2 separate regions of the Homo sapiens genome follow, and region 1 is linked to region 2. Evidence: read pairs that join two places in POLR2A ChIA-PET (ENCODE). Cell type or tissue: OCI-LY7. All regions are shown on one strand. Links, peaks and the distances in the headings refer to the core of each region. The heading gives the core; the rest is flanking DNA.

Region 1 (2,804 bases), core at 173-2,672, 350 kb after region 2:
GGCCGAGGCGGCGGATCACCTGAGGTCAGGAGTTCGAGACCAGCCTGGCCAACATGGAGAAACCCCGTCTCTACTGAAAATACAAAATTAGCCAGTTGTGGTGGCACATGCCTGTAATTCCTGCTACTGGGGAGGCTGAGACAGAAGAATCACTTGAACCAGGGAGGCGGAGGTTGCAGTGAGCCAAGATCGCATCATTGCATTTCAGCCTGGACAACAAGAGCGAAACTCCATCAAATAAATAAACACTAATAGCCAGACATGGTGGCTCCACCTGTAATCCCAGCATTTGGGGAGGCTAAAGCAAGAGGATTGCTTGAGCCCAGGAGTTAATGACCAGCCTGGGCAATATAGGGAGAACCCCGTCTCTTTAGAAAAAAAACAAAAATTAGCTGGGTGTGGTGGCATGTACCATTGGTCTCAGCTACGCAGGAGGCTGAGGTGGGAAGATCGCTTGGGCATGGGAGGTCGAGGCTGCAGTGAGCCATGATCACTGCACTCCAGCCTGGGTGACAAAGCAAAACTCTGTCTCAAAAAAAAAAAAAAAAAAAAAGTCACTCTCATTCAACCACTTTTACTGCACACTAACATTGGGTGGTTGGATGGAATGGGAGACAGAAAGAAGCATGTGGTCTCAGGCCTCACCTGCATCTCCAGCGTATGAAATAGAAATCCGGAGATACACTGGTTGACGCGTCACGGAGGTCAGCCCTGTTCCCTTAGTCCCCAGGGCACCCCACAAATGAGAGGGTTCTATGAGATGTACTTTGAAAACCACTAACTTAGGGCAAGAGGGGCCAGGAGGCATCATCTGAAAAAGATTTGGAAAAAGGGGAAATCTGCCTGTGCCGGGTTAATTCTGGCCCTGACCCAGCCTTCTCCTCTTGCCCCTGGGATCCTCCTTGGAGAAGCAGAGGCAGCATTTTTTTTTTAACCATCTGTCTCCAAAGTGGGGTCATCCTGATTTAGGGACACAAAATTAGGTAATGTCTGACCTTTGGGCTTAGCCTGGACCATATCCTTTTCAGCCCAGTACCTGAGGCCTCAAGAAGGAACTCAACTCCCAGCACCAGGTCACAACCACCACCTGGTGTTGGAAGGGGATCACCACACTCCTTGGCTGTGGTGTCTGCCCCAGGCAGGGAAAGTAGGCAGTGGGATTCAATAAATGTATCAAGCAACAGCGAGCACCTTCCTGCTCCGTGACTGTTCTTGGCCCCTCTAGCAGTCCTCAGATCTTTAGATCGGCCCTCGCAGGGTCAGCAGAACAGGCAGCCGTGAAGGTGAGGGGCATGGAGGAATCTGTTGCCTGGCTGAAGGGCCCTCAGATTAACTACTGTGCCCCCAATGATCTCCTAGGAGCTTTGCCTGACAAGGGGGATCTGATGCACGACCCAGCAATGGATGAAGAGCTGGAACGGCTGTAAGTGTCAAGTGGGAGGATACTGCCCCCTTGTGGGGGCCAGACGGGTCGGACACGGCTGTGCCCCATCTGGGGCCAACACCACTTGTCTGTAACATCCCACATCTGCCAGGGAAGGGTCTGGGGGCCAGTGGAGGCCTGAGGTGTCCCTCCCTCTGAGTCCTTTGGGGGCTGCAGCCCAGGGGTTTACCCTAGTGTTAAGAGTGGGCATGGAGGCCCTGCTCTCTGTACAGGAGGCCTCTCGCTGCCCTCCAGGCTTCTTCCCTTCTTCAGGCTGGCCCAGGTCCCAGGCCTGGTCAACTCGGTCACAGCCAGTCCAGAGGCCAGTTGCCTGCCTTCCCGGACCCCTCCCCGGGTTGGCTCTCCCTGGAGACCTCTCCATCATTCCCGAAAAGTGGATGGAGAGAGTGATGGCTCCACTGAAGAGACAGACGAGTCGGAGACTTGAGGAGTCCAAAGGGTCCTGCCCACAGCGCCCTGTACCTGCTCCCACCCAGCCCTTGGTGTGCCCACCCAGCCTCCTCTCCAGCACCTTGCTGTGCTGCCCTCTGCTGCTGACAAGGTGAATAACAGCCCCAAGACCAGCCAGAGGGGCTCTGATGATCAGCCCAGCCAGTGGCCCCGGAAGGTGAATGGCCTGCTCTCCCTGGCCCTATCAGCCTGTGAACTTCACTTAGGCCCCAAGCTGACAGACTGTGCTGAGGCCACCTTGTCACGCCGTAGCCTGTTAGTCCTCCTAACCTCTTAAGAGCAGTCTCTTCTGAGCCAGCCTCTGCGGGTCCCCCAATAAGGTTCATCTCCTCACAGCAACTCCATTAAGGGGGAGAACCCGAATAGCCACGCAGGGCCTTGCACCATCAAGGGTGACACCTGCGACGCAAGTACCAGGAGGACATAACCGCTGTGGCCTGTTGGAGAACAGCCAGTAGCCTTGGTAATATGAAGGGTGGGCCAGAAGATGATTTCACTTGCAAAAACTGCTTCAAGTCTTGACCCCTTTGTGTCTAATAGCTAAACAAACATGTGAAACGAATAAAAAGTCCCTCATGTCTGGTAACTGGTGAGTCTAAAGCTCCTAGGCTGAGGGGAGAAGGGAGAGGGGGAGTTTGGGTTTTCGGTGCTTTTCTGGTAGGACTAGGAGGTAGGCCAGTGGCCCACTCAGACCTGGGGACCTGCCTCAGACAACGAGCAGAGGGGCCTAGCTTCGCACAAGAGCAACCTTCCAGAGGAAAAGTGCTCACAGCTGGAACGGCCTTCAGGAAACAGGTTCAGAGGGTTCAAGGCCAGGTTCCCATAACTTTAAAGACCGTGGCCATAAAGGGTTAATACTGCACAGCCTTCCAGCCAGGGTTTCAGTCAACATTTGCCAAGCACCTGCTTG
Region 2 (2,804 bases), core at 298-2,797:
ACTGAGGAAGCAAACAAAACAAAATTTTCATTCTTGCTATATTCATGAAGATGTTTTCAGAGTTTGTTCTTAAGCACTATAATCATATCCACAGTGTTTGATCTATACTTACAGTTTTCATAAAAAGTTACTACATACAAAATGTCCACCAGCAGCATTCAACTTGCAATACCAAAAGATTATTTCCTAAAAATGTTTATCTCTTACTTAGTACTTGTCTGTTTCAGAACTGACCTCATATTCGTATACTCTTTACATACTGATACAAAGTAGTGTGTTATCATTTGCTATCTTCATGTTTAATATTTGTCCAATTAAATACAGCTAACTTAAATAGCTCATCCTATAGAATTATAAAACTGGAAAATGTAGTTCTAGATCAGCAACTCTCTTTTCCTAGAGAGTTACAGAAGCTATCAAATAGCATACCTAAAGTCAAAGTGACAAAAAACAAAGATTGAAAATGAAACTAACCCACAACAGGAATTTAAAACAACCCTTTAAAAATGTATGTCTGTAATTCAAATACCATCAGTAATGTTCCTTAAGTGGCAATGTATGTGTAATTAAAAAGATGACTGATGAGAAATTCAAAGGCCTGATGGCTGTTACAATACCAGTACTGCAAGTCCTCATATTTACCTTCTTTAATGCTTTTACTAAATCTGCATAATCGCCAGCTTCCAGTTTGGGGTTTTTTATTAGTACTTCTACAGACTCCAGGGCCTCTTTTCTCTCTTGCCATTTTTTTGCCTCCTGCAAGATACAATATGAGTCATTTGTAACAGGAAATAAGAGAGCGGAATAAAAGTCTATTTATTGCACTCTGCTAATTCAAAGATACATAATTTTTTTAAAAAATTATAAAACTGGCCGGGCGCAGTGGCTCACGCCTGTAATCCCAGCACTTTGGGAGGCCGAGGAGGGCAGATCATGAGGTCAGGAGATCGAGACCATCCTGACTAACAAGGTGAAACCCTGTCTCTACTAAAAATACAAAAAATTAGCCGGGCGTGGTGGCAGGCACCTGCAGTCCCAGCTACTCGGGAGGCTGAGGCAGGAGAATGGCATGAACCCGGGAGGCGGAGCTTGCAGTGAGCCAAGATCGCGCCACTGCACTCTAGCCTGGGCGACAGAGCGAGACTCCGTCTCAAAAAAATAGTAATAATAATAAAAAATAAAACTGTGGAGGCAATCAGAACATTTTGTTCATATATATAAATTTTTGTTCATATATAAAAAGTATTTTCATAAGATGTTATAACTAAAGTAATATAATAAACAAACAATGCCATAGACGTTTCATTCTCATTTTCTAGGCAAACGTTAGTAAGCAGATGTCAAACAGAAAACATTAATAGAAAGCATTTCTAGCCCACCCATCTCACAGCAGCACAATTACAGGAGAGGAATTTCTACACTGACAACATTAAAAAGACCAGAAAAGAACAATCACATAACCAACAACCCACTACTACAGTGGTGGTTGGGATAAGACTGTGTTTCTCAACTGGGGATGATTTTGTCTCCTAGGGAACTTCCGGCAATGTTTCAAGACATTTTTGATTGTCATGACTTAGGGAGATGGTATTACTGACATCTAGTGGATAAAAGCCAAAGATGCTGCTAAACATCATACAATGCACAGGACAGCTGACAAAAAATGTCAACAGTGCTAAGGTCAAGAAACCTTGGGGTAAAGTAGTGGCAGTAGAAACGGAGAAAGGGGAGGAATCCGGAGCTCTTTAGTGTTAAAAACCAGAGAGAAAATTAGAAAAAGGAAGTCAAGAATGTTCTGGTTTTATGGCAAGACATGTTTTAAAAAAGTGCTATAATATATATATGTACAAAGTAGTGTGGGAGCAAAGAGGAAGAAGCAACTAACTCACTCTACTAGGGAAGATATGGGATGGAAGGGGGTGCATCAGGCAAGGGCTCAGCAGAGTATTCTAATTCTATTCAAGTAATTATTTTACAAGAAATAAATGAAAGAAGTTTAACTATTACTTACAATTTTGTCATAAAAGTCTTTGGGAAGTTTGGAAAGGATTTCTACAGCTTCTAAAAGCTCATAAGCATCTATTTGTGGCACCTCATCACCATCATCACCACCTTTAAGGAGAAAAACAACACAAACCTTAAAAATGCTTAGAATTGTTTTACTTATCAGTTATCAGTCCTTTCACAACCCTGATGAAATTTTAATAGAGAAGGGACCAGAGTTATTAAAGCTACATGCAACTTATATTTTATTAAAGGCAATCCTACAAAATATGCCTAATGAACACAGATTCTCATGGCAGTGCCAGTTCTTGCTAATTTTTGCAGAAACCGGTGTTTAAAATTGGCTTACCTCCTTCAGCATCTCCACCAGCAGACTGTTGTTGTTCCAATTTAGCTTCTAGTTCTTGTTGGGAACGAAGAAATCGAGTAGGTCTAGGAGCACTTGTTGGCAGTTTGACCCATTCTTCTTCTAGTTCTTTCAACTGCAAATGTCATATAATATTTAAATAATATCTGCATCTCCACCATTAGTTAACATACTTAATACTTACATTTATTGACATATCAGGACCCAATTTCTTTCTTTTTTTTTTATTGGAGACAGAGTCTTACTCTGTCACCCAGGCTGAAGTGCAGTGGTATGATCTTGGCTCACTGCAACCTCCACCTCTTGGGTTCAAGCAATTCCCGTGCCTCAGCCTCTCGAGTGGCTAGGATTACAGGTGTGCACTACCACATCCGGCTAATTTTTGTATTTTTAATAGAGATGAGGTTTCACTATGTTGGCCAGGCTGGTCTTG

What was found. Peaks named below come from ENCODE experiments on the same cell type or tissue, not always from the same donor. Only the 100,000 strongest peaks of a DNase experiment are listed, where the experiment ranks them.
Region 1: POLR2A ChIA-PET joins it to region 2 with 17 read pairs; 4 of 35 experiments call an interaction of 5 or more read pairs at or near these places.

Annotation. Positions count from the first base shown.
Region 1 is chr11:47,159,768-47,162,571 of GRCh38, forward strand. CSTPP1 (centriolar satellite-associated tubulin polyglutamylase complex regulator 1) reads left to right here. Exons shown (of 9, transcript NM_024113.5): 8 at 1,360-1,423; 9 at 1,697-2,480. The coding sequence ends at 1,871. Among named protein-coding and RNA genes, the nearest start is that of ARFGAP2, 16 kb to the right of the region's middle. RefSeq lists silencers at 1,291-1,585, 1,336-1,502. In OCI-LY7, for the core only: CTCF peaks have their summits at 1,443 (motif pointing left), 1,644, 1,844 and 2,043; DNase peaks (open chromatin) are centred at 1,060, 1,444 and 1,964; H3K27ac peaks cover 1,310 bases.
Region 2 is chr11:46,807,389-46,810,192 of GRCh38, forward strand. It overlaps CKAP5 (cytoskeleton associated protein 5), which reads right to left. Exons shown (of 44, transcript NM_001008938.4): 6 at 2,354-2,486; 7 at 2,012-2,112; 8 at 643-756. Among named protein-coding and RNA genes, the nearest start is that of CKAP5, 37 kb to the right of the region's middle. In OCI-LY7, for the core only: CTCF peaks have their summits at 1,613 (motif pointing left) and 1,817; a DNase peak (open chromatin) is centred at 1,603.